Regions from separate parts of the Homo sapiens genome. Here all the other regions are linked to region 2. The links are chromatin contacts, found by Hi-C in ENCODE. All regions are on one chromosome and are shown on one strand. Each heading gives the region's core, a stretch centred on a gene start or an enhancer-like site at or near the end of the contact. The rest is flanking DNA. Distances are from core to core; before and after follow the strand shown.

What was found. Hi-C counts contacts between places; a loop is a spot of excess contacts on that map. Pooled maps may share reads with other maps.
Region 1: a loop to region 2 is called in a pooled map, with 2.8 times the contacts of the local background. The contact joins the promoter of LINC00838 here to the enhancer-like site in region 2. A Hi-C loop is called at or near these places in 4 of 50 pooled maps.
Region 3: a map of heart left ventricle shows a loop between it and region 2 (2.6-fold over the local background). The contact joins two enhancer-like sites. A Hi-C loop is called at or near these places in 3 of 168 maps with a recorded cell type or tissue (heart left ventricle and heart right ventricle) and 2 of 50 pooled maps.

What each region holds. Positions count from the first base shown.
Region 1 is chr10:33,771,285-33,774,788 of GRCh38, reverse strand. LINC00838 (long intergenic non-protein coding RNA 838) reads left to right here and starts at 2,109. Exons shown (of 3, transcript NR_038932.1): 1 at 2,109-2,606. RefSeq lists enhancers at 723-1,446, 1,447-2,170.
Region 2 is chr10:33,717,375-33,720,759 of GRCh38, reverse strand. No RefSeq gene overlaps it. Among named protein-coding and RNA genes, the nearest start is that of LINC00838, 54 kb to the left of the region's middle. Within about 2 kb of position 1,324, at least 3 of the 41 ENCODE cell types and tissues checked have a DNase peak (open chromatin) inside an H3K27ac peak, as active enhancers do.
Region 3 is chr10:33,659,878-33,663,299 of GRCh38, reverse strand. No RefSeq gene overlaps it. Among named protein-coding and RNA genes, the nearest start is that of LINC02628, 61 kb to the right of the region's middle. RefSeq lists an enhancer at 769-1,269. Within about 2 kb of position 1,344, at least 16 of the 41 ENCODE cell types and tissues checked have a DNase peak (open chromatin) inside an H3K27ac peak, as active enhancers do.

The DNA of each region.
Region 1 (3,504 bases), core at 860-3,359, 53 kb before region 2:
GAAAGGTCCCCTTGTCCCCCTCACAGGGGGTGCAACAGGGGGAGTAGCTCACTTCTTCCGTGCCTAGCTGCTCAAACCTCTTGGGAAGCATACAAGGTGGGCAGGTTGTGGGGCTCCAACCCCACGACAGCTTCTGGGGTGAATATTTATAGCTCCTGAAGCCCCAGTGGGCGTGTGTTACATACAGAGTGCTCTTTTAATTTTACTCTTTTAGTTTTCCATTTATAGGCTTGTGTTAACCAGCTCAATTACACCCTCTACCTTGTCGCAAAGACAGCAGGCTTTCTGTATTGCGGGTTCTTGCCTTGGTATACCAGAAGAATCGGATCACACCTGGGCTTGGAGAAGGAGCGAAAGGTTTTATTGAGCGGAAGTGGCCCTCTGCAGATGGGGAAGCCGGAAGGGAGCTGGCTTTTTCCTTGGAGTTAGGCCGCTCCACAGCCTGACTCTTCTCCGACCACTCAGGCCAAACTCTGCATCATTGTGCTGGTCAGTGGCCTGCCGGCTTGTCGGTGTCTGTCCGTGTGCTCTTCTGCTAACGTGCCCTTCTCGACGTCCAGCCACTTGTGTCTTCTTCCGGCGATGTGTTCCTCACGATGTCCAGCTACTTGTGTCTGCCTGCTAGGGTATAGGGCCAGGATGGGGGTGTGGCGGGCCAGGGTAGTCTTGGAAATTGCAACATTTGGGCGAGAAGACAGGACTGCCTGTCCTCATCTAGGCCCTTGGGGGTGGAGCCCTAACCGGGGACCACGCCCTCCTCTACCCAGCACTCCCCTTTCCACTTCGGTATCATTTAAAGGGACCATGCTCTTCTCTCCCCAGCACTTCTGTATCACCAGGATGGGGATCCTTTAGATGGGAGAGCTTCGTAAATGCACTCTGGACTGAAAAGCCCAACAGCTTTGGGGCTCAAACTGTCGATGGCCCAGAGGCGAATTTTCTATCCATAGACATCTCCGTGAGAGTGAAGAGATCGAGTCCCTCACTGACTGTGCCCTGTAAACAACTGCTGTATTTGGCTGGGGCCCTGAATTCTGCCATAAGGTGCCCAGGCTCCTGACCAAGTCATAACCAAGACAGGACATAGCAAGCCTCAAGAAAAGGTTACCTTAAGGGAGGCAGGGAGGTGGTCACCAAGACACAGAGAACACGTGTGGACTGAGAAAATTAACTTTAATGGGGGCATTTAAGGCATATGGGAAAGCATTTGGAAGAATCACAATTTTCATGCTGGCTTCCCAAGTCCCTAAGAAAAAAATTCAGAAAAGGTCTCTTCACCATTTGTGAATTGTGAAATAAACACATCTCAAGGGGAGTGTGTGGGTGTGTGTACATATTAATATTCCAGGGGTGGGGGAAATATTGACACGGATGATTTTGGAAGTACTTGCAATTCCTGCCCAACTCAGACTCATCTGAAATGGGTGTGTTTCAAAGGCTCAAAGGCTGCCAGATTCCTTTTGAAAGGAAATGTTTCTTCCCGTTACCTTTCAAAGTCAGCTCGCGGAGTTTAGCCAAGAGCTGTATTTCAATGTGTTGATGTCACTTAACAAGAGGAAGAGGAAGCGTTCCTCTCTGAGTGGGGTTTAGAGGGAGCCAGGAGAGTAACTGCAGCCACGTTAGCAAGGAAATGTGCCTGATGACTTAGCTGGGGCTTTTGTATCTTCCCCATTTACTAACAATTTACTAAATGCCTTCGCTAAAGTGTCTTTTTTCTGCTCCCATTGTTCTATGTAACTGAAACAAGCCAGCATAGCATTGTCATCTAAGTCAATAATGGTCACAAAAGCGCTTTCTCTCCTTCTGCAGCAGGGTGCCTGCAAAACATAAAAGAGGGTAGTGATGCACCCGAGCAAATTACCCTCCCAATCTCATTTAAATAACGTCTTCCCCTCATCTATGCAAAACTCAGATGAATATTTACAACATCCAGGAATAGGTACCACAGGAAAGAAAGAAAGAATAATAATAATAATAATAATAAAAACCCCAACCAACCCAACCCAACCCCGCAAGTGTAATCATTCTCAAAATGCTCCGGAAACAAAGTGTTCTAGCTGTGGTTGCCCGGCAACAGGCCCACTGTAGTATTCTGCCTGGGTACGTGTAAAGTGGAGCCGTCTTTTCTGCACAGAGTGTGCACTATCATCGTAACAGCAGAGACGGAGAGCAAGATGTGAGGAGGTTAAAAGTCAGGGTCAGAAGTTCAGGTTGCTCTGACCCTCAAATCAATTTCAAGCACTGTTTGTGACATTTTCCTGTGTTCCCTCGCTTGATGTTAGTCTTTGCAATGAACCACCGAATCAGACTTCAGGGCTCATGGGACTTTGGGGTTTCAGTAGGGTCAGGTCAATTTCTACCTACCAGTGTACTGTCACCTATGAGGCAAACCATTATCTAGGCGTTTGAGAACCTCAAAGTTTTGAAGCTCTGAGGGGAAAGAGAGAGGATGAAGCGCTGGGGCCCCTGTGTCTTTGGGGCCTGACATAGCTCAACCTGTGGCTTCAGGGGGACCGTGTGCAGCCAGGTCACAGTGGTACCGGAAAGGGATCCTGATCCAGACCCCAAGAGAGGGTTCTTGGATCTCGTGCAAGAAAAAATTCAGGGTGAGTCTATAGAATAAAGTGAAAGCAAGTTTATTAGAAAAGTAAAGAAACAAAAGAATGGCTATTCCGTAGGCAGAGCAGCCCCGAGGGCTGCCGGCTGCCTATTTTTATGGTTATTTCTTGATTATATGCTAAACAAGGGGTGGATCATTCATGAGTTTTCTGAGAAACGGGTGGGGATTTCCTTGAAACTGAGGGGTCCTCCAGCTTTTAGACCGTATAGGGTAACTTCCTGATGTTGCCATGGCATTTGTAAACTGTCATGGTGCTGGTGGGGGTGTCTTTTAGCAGCTAATACATTATAATTAGCATATAATAAGCAACGAGGACTACCAGAGGTCACTTTCATCGCTACCTTGTTTTTGGTGGATTTTGACGGACTTCTTTATTGCAACCTGTTTTACAGCAAGGTCTTTGTGACCTGTATCTTGTGCTGACCTTCTGTCTCTTCCTGTGACTTAGAATGCCTGACCTCCTCGGAATGCACCTGAGTAGGACTCAGCCTCATTTTGCCTAGCCCCTGCTCAAGATAGAGTCACTCTGGTTGGAAGGCCTTTGGCAATAGGATTGGCAACTCAGAGAAAGCTGGTCCCTGGCATGGGCATCTCTCCCAAGGCATTCTTCCAAAGGTATAGGGATCATTTTTTATTCTCCTTTTTAACAAATGTATATGTACAGGGGAAAAAGAGGAAGAAGGAGAAATCACATAAAATAATACGTCCTCATATGGCCTTAATCATTGGTCCTAATAGAGTTATGAAAGCGTGGATACCTGAGGCTGCAGTGTACTCAGACCCACCCCCAACCCCCTCCCCACAGCTGGACATGATACCTAGGGTGGTTCCAAATCTCACAGGACTTTTCATTTTATTTCTAGATCATTTTAAGATGATCTCAT
Region 2 (3,385 bases), core at 75-2,574:
AGCCAGAACATCAGAGTGCAGTCCAAGCTCTTCACCAAAAAGCTGTTACTTTTATGCTGTTTCACCTCTCTGCACTATAATTTCCACACCTGAAAACTGAAGGTAAGAGCCTTGAAGGGCTCTAACATTCTTTGTGTTGTACACTGTTTGCCAAGGCTATGCTAAGTGCTATGCTAAGCATGGAACAGACTCATGCTGTTCCACGAGTCTGGAGTGCCCATTTGATGACACAGCAATGTACAATCATCTTGTTACCCATAGAGGGTGTCCAGGTTCTTGGTGTTTTGAACAATGAATTAGGCAAAATGCATAAACAAAGCAAGGAAAGAATGAAGCAACAAAAGCAGAGATTGAAAACAAAAGTACACTCCACAGGGTGGGAGCAGGCTGAGCAGCCATTCAAGGGCCCAGGATACAGAATCTTCTCAGGTCCAAATACCCCCTTAGAGGTCTTCCATTGGCCACTTGGTGTTCACCCCATGTAAATGAAGTGTGCCAATCGGTCTGATTGGTTGTGGAAAGCAAACAATCAGAGGCTAAAGTGAAGTTACAAAGTTGCACTTCTATGCAAAGGAAGACTTGGCTCACAATTGGTTGCTTTCCCCAACCAATCAGAGGCAGAAGTAAAGTTACAAAGTTACACTCCTATGCAAACATCTGATTGCTTGCAAAAAGCAACCAATCAGAAGTACTTTCAATTTCCCATCTGCCACACAGAAAAGGTGAGGGTTTGCAAGGGAAGTAGCCTCTGGTCCTTATGTTACTTAGGCATGGAAAGTTAGGGTTTTCCTTTCAATTTAGTTCCAGGAAGTCAGTGTGAAAGGGCCTTAGGTTCCCTGGCTCCAGACCCTTATTCCCCTGCCTCAGTCTGATGAGCCATGTACCCACTCAGCATGTGGGGATAAAGAGATCTATTTCCGATTGAAGCTCCACATTGTTCACTGCAGAGCCTCCTTAGGCATAGTAGGCACTTACTTTTTTGGGCTGAATGAACGTACACTTTAGATGATTTTTCCCTGGGGTACTGATGAGCCAATTACACAAACAGAGTGAACAGTCTGGTTAAAGTCAGCACAGTTAGATGCAGGCCTTTCCCAGGACAGCCAGCTGCCTCTCTGCCACCTCTGTCCCAGATAACCAGAAGAGTCTGGATGGCTGTTGTGGCATATGGCATAAGGCTGGTGATGAGGTCTTTGGATGCCGGGCCTCAGCTGACCTCACCATGATGCACACAGGGACTCCCAATATGCAGCCTGTCCTCATCAGACTAGCTCAAGACCTAGGTGCAGCTGAGGCTACCAGTGGAAATCGTCAGAACCCACAGCTGCTTCAGGATGGTGAGGGCAGTGAATGGCCCAGGAGACTGGATCCTCGCCTATATTTGCTGCCAACGAGCTGTATGACCTTGAGGACAAAAATCTCTTTGTACATTAGTTTTCTTATCTTTAAAATAAGCTGCCTGGCTCATGTGATTCTAAGATCCTTTTCAAATCTAAAACAGTAGGAAAGCACGTTTTCTTTGGAAAGCCATCCTCGTTATTACTCAATGCCCTGTTCTTTTCAAGGCCTTGACAATAGATTTTGTGATTATTTCCTCAGTCTTTTCCCCCTAACTTCCTATGTAGCGAAGTTAAACTTAGAAGCCCAGGGTTTTTCAGGGTCACTCCTTTTTCCATTTAGAAAAAGAAACCAAGTTGTTCCATTCCTGCTTCGGTCAAATCATTTACCCTTCAAAAAATCTTGAAAATGATAGCTGATGATCCTGAAATTACTCTGAACATGTTCTTAAGTGTATATAGTTCAAGTTGTTGGGACCTCGAATGGATTTTAACTGTTTCTCTTATTTTGGTTCATTTCTCTTTCTTCTATTATAGGGCTGCCCCACAGTCTTATAGAGACTGAGGTAGAATATAGTGATTTTTTCGTGTCATCTGTCAGTCTCTGAATGCAGTTTCCCCAGTCTCTTAATGCAGTTTCTCCAAGCTCTGTTCCCTGCCCAGGGGCAACAGCATTACCTGGGAACTTGTAAGAAATGCAAATCATCAGGCTGTCCCAGACCACAGAATCATTGTCAGTGTTTTTTGTTTGTTTGTTTGTTTGTTTGGAGCTGGAGTTTCGCTCTTGTTGACCAGGCTGGAGTGCAATGGCATGATCTTGGCTCACCGCAATCTCCACATCCTGGGTTCAAGCCATTCTTCTGCCTCAACCTCCCGAGTAGCTGGGATTATAGACATGTGCCACCACACCCAGCTAATTTTGTATTTTTAGTAGAGATGGGGTTTCTCCATGTTGGTCAGGGTGATGTCGAACTCCTGACCTCAGGTGATCTGCCTGCCTCAGCCTCCCAAAGCGCTGGGATTACAGGCGTGATTCACTGCGCCTGGCCGGTTGTCTGTGTTTTAAGATGATTCTGATGCATGCTAAATTTGAGAATTTAAGAACTACTGCTCTAATAAAAGGTAACATTTCTTCTTACCCTTCTCATTCCTAATGTATTTCTTTATTTCCTTATATAATATGTTAACAGACTATGAGATTATTTCTTTTTAAATCTTTTGAAAATGAAGTTCTATTTTCTCCATTGACTTTTCTTATTCGGACTCTAAAAGACCTATTAATTTCTCTTCTTATTTGTTGAATGGCTTAGTTTTCTCTTTTGCTGGCTTTCGCATAGAATGAGTTTATTACTTGGCATGAATTAAATGAAATGCAATCACATAGGTGGCCTATGAATACTTTTTCTACAACTCTAGAGTCTTCCTGCTCCAAATGTGGTCCTAGGCCAGCAGCACCAGCATCACTTGGAGCTGGCTGGGACTGCAAAACCTCCATCTGCACCCCGGTTCCACTGAATCTGCAATTTTTTTTTTTTTTTTTTGAGACAGAGTCTTGCTTTGTCACCCAGGTTGGAGTGCAGTGGTGCAATCTCTGCTCACTGCAACTTCTGCCTCCCGAGTTCAAAAGATTCTCCTGCCTTAGCCTTCTGAGCAGCTGAGATTACAGGCATGCACCACCACACCCAGATAAATTTTTGTATTTTTAGTAGAGATGGGGTTTTACCACGTTGGCCAGGCCGGTCTCAGACTCCTGACCTCAAGTGATCCACCTGCCTCAGCTTCCCAAAGTGCTGGGATTACAGGCGTGAGCCACAGCTCTCATCCTGAATCTGCACTTTAACAAGATCTCCAGGTGATTAATCTGCAGATTAAAGTTTGAGATGCACTGCTCTAGAAGAATATTTCAGACCTTAAATGGAATGATTGTTTCAGAAGTTGAAATAAATTTACTCGAAAATTTCAGCCAATCAGTCAAATTTTATCTCCAAGGTAATATATCATTATATTTGATAATATGAGCTTCATGATCATGACAAAGAAGGAAGAGT
Region 3 (3,422 bases), core at 95-2,594, 57 kb after region 2:
GCTGAGATCACACCACTACACTCCAGCCTGGGCAACAGAACAACACTCTGTCTCAAAAAAAAAAAGTTCTATGGTGAGTGGAGCAGTCCTGAGTAGCTTCAAGGCTCCAACTTCAAGGACATTCATGCTGTTTCCAGGTGCCAAGGTCAGAGCCAAGGATTGCCCGGAAGTCTGGTGTCATAGGAGAGAGGCCAAAAAACAAACCAAACTGAGAGGTGATATATAAAATTTTTATATAAAAATATTTTCCTATCATTTTGACATCCCTGTATTAATAAATCCTTTGGGTTAAGATATTGTTGCTATTTTAATAAAATACTAAATGATAGGATTATTGCCTGATATTACTATTGGCCAACAACTATGAATACTTGAATGAACTAACCATATTGTTCCTTTTCCCCCCCAGAAAGACTGGAAGAAGGAATTGACACGGGAGGCAGGCAATGGAGAAAGGGTCTATAACCCTTCCTTGCAATCGGGGGTCTTTGGCTGTTTGAAGGTAGGTAGGAGGGAAAGAGCCAGAAAGAGGCAGGGAAAGACATCGGAACGATGCTGACGGAAATGTTCACAGTCAACTTTAGGAAAGTATGCAGTTGGGTCAGTTTGACTCCCCTAATTGGGCTAAGAGGGTCTTGTTTCTTGTAGCTGTTCCAAGAATTGGCACGGTAGGAGGCCGTGGCTTTTTGCAAAATACCCCTATTCTTTTTGCAAAATATCCTTATTCTAAGAATAGGCCAAAGAAAGAGGAAGAGAGTGATGTTGCTGGGACAAGTACCAAGACAAAGAGATTTTCAGATTTCTGGGGACAAGAAGAAACCATGTGAAGGGAACTTTCCCTTCAACACACACACACACACACACACACACACACACACACACACACAGCCCTCCGAGTATGTATGTGTGCACGTGGTTAGCAGCGGTTGCATTAATTAGCCCAGCAGCATCAGCTTTAAATTAAAACAATTTAAAATGTAGCAGCAGCAAGCATGGCAATGGGACACAGTCTTAAAATGAGCACATGAACAGAATATGGGGAATTAGAGGCTGAGCCATTTCAAAGAGTGAATCCAGACCATATGGAGCCGAGGACTGGAGGAGTCAGGCGAAGCTGCAAGCATCTGGGATGCTAAGAGTTTCCTCTTGTGGAGCGGAGGCGTGGAGGGGTGCAGTGGGGAGACAGGAGGAAGGGACGGTTGCCAACCCATCAACAGGTCTGGTGGCAGGGCCAGATGGCCTCCTACCAGAGGGCTGGGTTCTCGTGACGGTGGCCTTTGGGCAGAAGGGGAGGAGAACAGCCCTGCGGTTTCCCCGAAGACAATGAGGAAGGAGAAACAGCCCCTGGGGCTGCTGGCTCCTGCGCCTGCCGCCTGCAGATCAGATGCCAAGGCTCCCCGGACAGGAAATGAGTGAGACTCCATGGAGGATAGCTCAGAGATTCAAGAGGAAACCATAGACCCTGGCAACAATAGGAAGAAGAGAGGGTGGGGCAGAGGAAAGAGTTTGTTTGCTTAATGTGGACCTCTTAAAGGTCAGTGATAAATGTTTGCAAAAGTCCTCGTGCTGGCTCCATGCACAGAGTTTCAGAGAACCGAAGGGATAAAGTTTCCTGTGCCTGGCACAGGGGATCTAGGGTTGTTTGGATCAGAAGGAACAACTGTGACCCTGGGTGCTCAACAATACCTTTGACCTCCCTCCCCCGGAGTAAGGCAAAATGCTTGCCTTGTTTGATGATTCTGTCAAAGTCCTCAACAAGTGATGTTGGCCTTGCTATTTGTTTATTTCTTAGCTCAGGCTGAGAAGCAAGAACTTGATTTCTAACTTTTTATAAAATTTACCAGGTGATGACTCGGGCAAGTTGCCTCAGTGTCTTCATTTTAAATTGCAAATAACTGGTTCTTAGAATGTTTAAAGCACTTAGCATCTTACCCAACACTTCAGAACTGCTCCATCAATAGTAGCTATTCTATATCATTATTGCTATTACTATTTATTCCCATCATTTCTCATTTTTGCTGTTGAAAATACCACTCTAATATAAATATCTTTCTATGTAAATCTTTGCCCATATTGCTGATCTCGAGTGTAAATTTCTAAAATTTCTAAAAGTGGTAAACTGAGTCCAAGGATAGAAACATGTTAGAGGCATTTGGTAACATTGCCAGATTATTTCCCATCGTGATTGTACCAACATCTCTCCCCACGGTCCTTGAAAGGGAACACGTGGAGAATAGCCTTGGTGACACCAGGTCATGCCATTTAAATCCTTTCCATCATCAGCACGTATTTACTGTGTGCTTGGTACGGTTCTGTACACTTGAGATCCAGCCACGAGCAACAACAAAAAAGATTTCCTGTCTTCAAGGCACTTCACAGGCAAAAATAAATAAATGAATATGCACTGTAACATCGTGCAATGGTTAAGACCTGTGCAGAGAAGAGAGCAGGGGAGGGGCTGGAGGGCAGGGGGATGCTATTTTGGATGGGATGCTCTCTATTCAGTTGAGACAGGAAATTGACACCTGAGCTGGAGCAGAATGACAGGAAGCCTCGTAGAGACCCAAGGAAACAGCGTTCCAGGCAGCAGGAAGAACGAATATAAGGGGCTTAAGATCAGCTCACTCCATAATGTCAAGGGACTAGCAGTGGGGTTAGAGTGAGCGGAGAGAGACAGCAAGGAGGTGAGCAGGCTCTTGGAACAGCAGCCAGGGGGTGGCAGGTGATAGCGGGCCTGATTCTTAGTGGGGAAGGAGGCCCTGGAAGGTCCTAATCAGGAGAGAGACTCCGCGTGTCTGGGGTTTCATCAGGATCACTCAGGCTGCTACGTGCGGGTGAGACCACAGGCGGCAAGCGTAGAAGCAAAATCAGTTAAGCATCTACTTGTTGCTAATTTGATAGACAAGAAAAATCATTCTCCTTTTAATCTGGTTTTTGATTACTTGTGAGGCTGAGTCTTTAGTGTGCTCACGGGGAATTTACAATTATTGTTCTATGTGCAGTGGACTGAATTTGGCCCTCTCAGAGGACAACAGCTGCTCTGCCATCAATGGGGCAGAGACCTAACAGAGACCTGGAGAGGAGAGGGCAGGGCCTATACTAAGTTTCATTGAGCTTCTAGTCTATGGAGTCTGTGTTTTGGAGGCATTTGGGGGGAGTTTTGAAGTTCTCTTTCTGGTTTTGTTCACTGTTTTTTAACAGCCTACGTTTAAAATATGTCCTTTATTAAGATGTGATTGCACCAATTGGGAGATGGGATGGGTTCAGATTTTTTTTTTCCACACTGAAAATTCTGGCTGGATAAATATTACATTGGGATTTACTCTTTTATTATACTTTTAATCATTCTGTGAATGCATTTTCAAGAACTGCTGGCATCTTAGGAATGGAGAATCATTTGGCATCATGTTTTTTAAATGCAA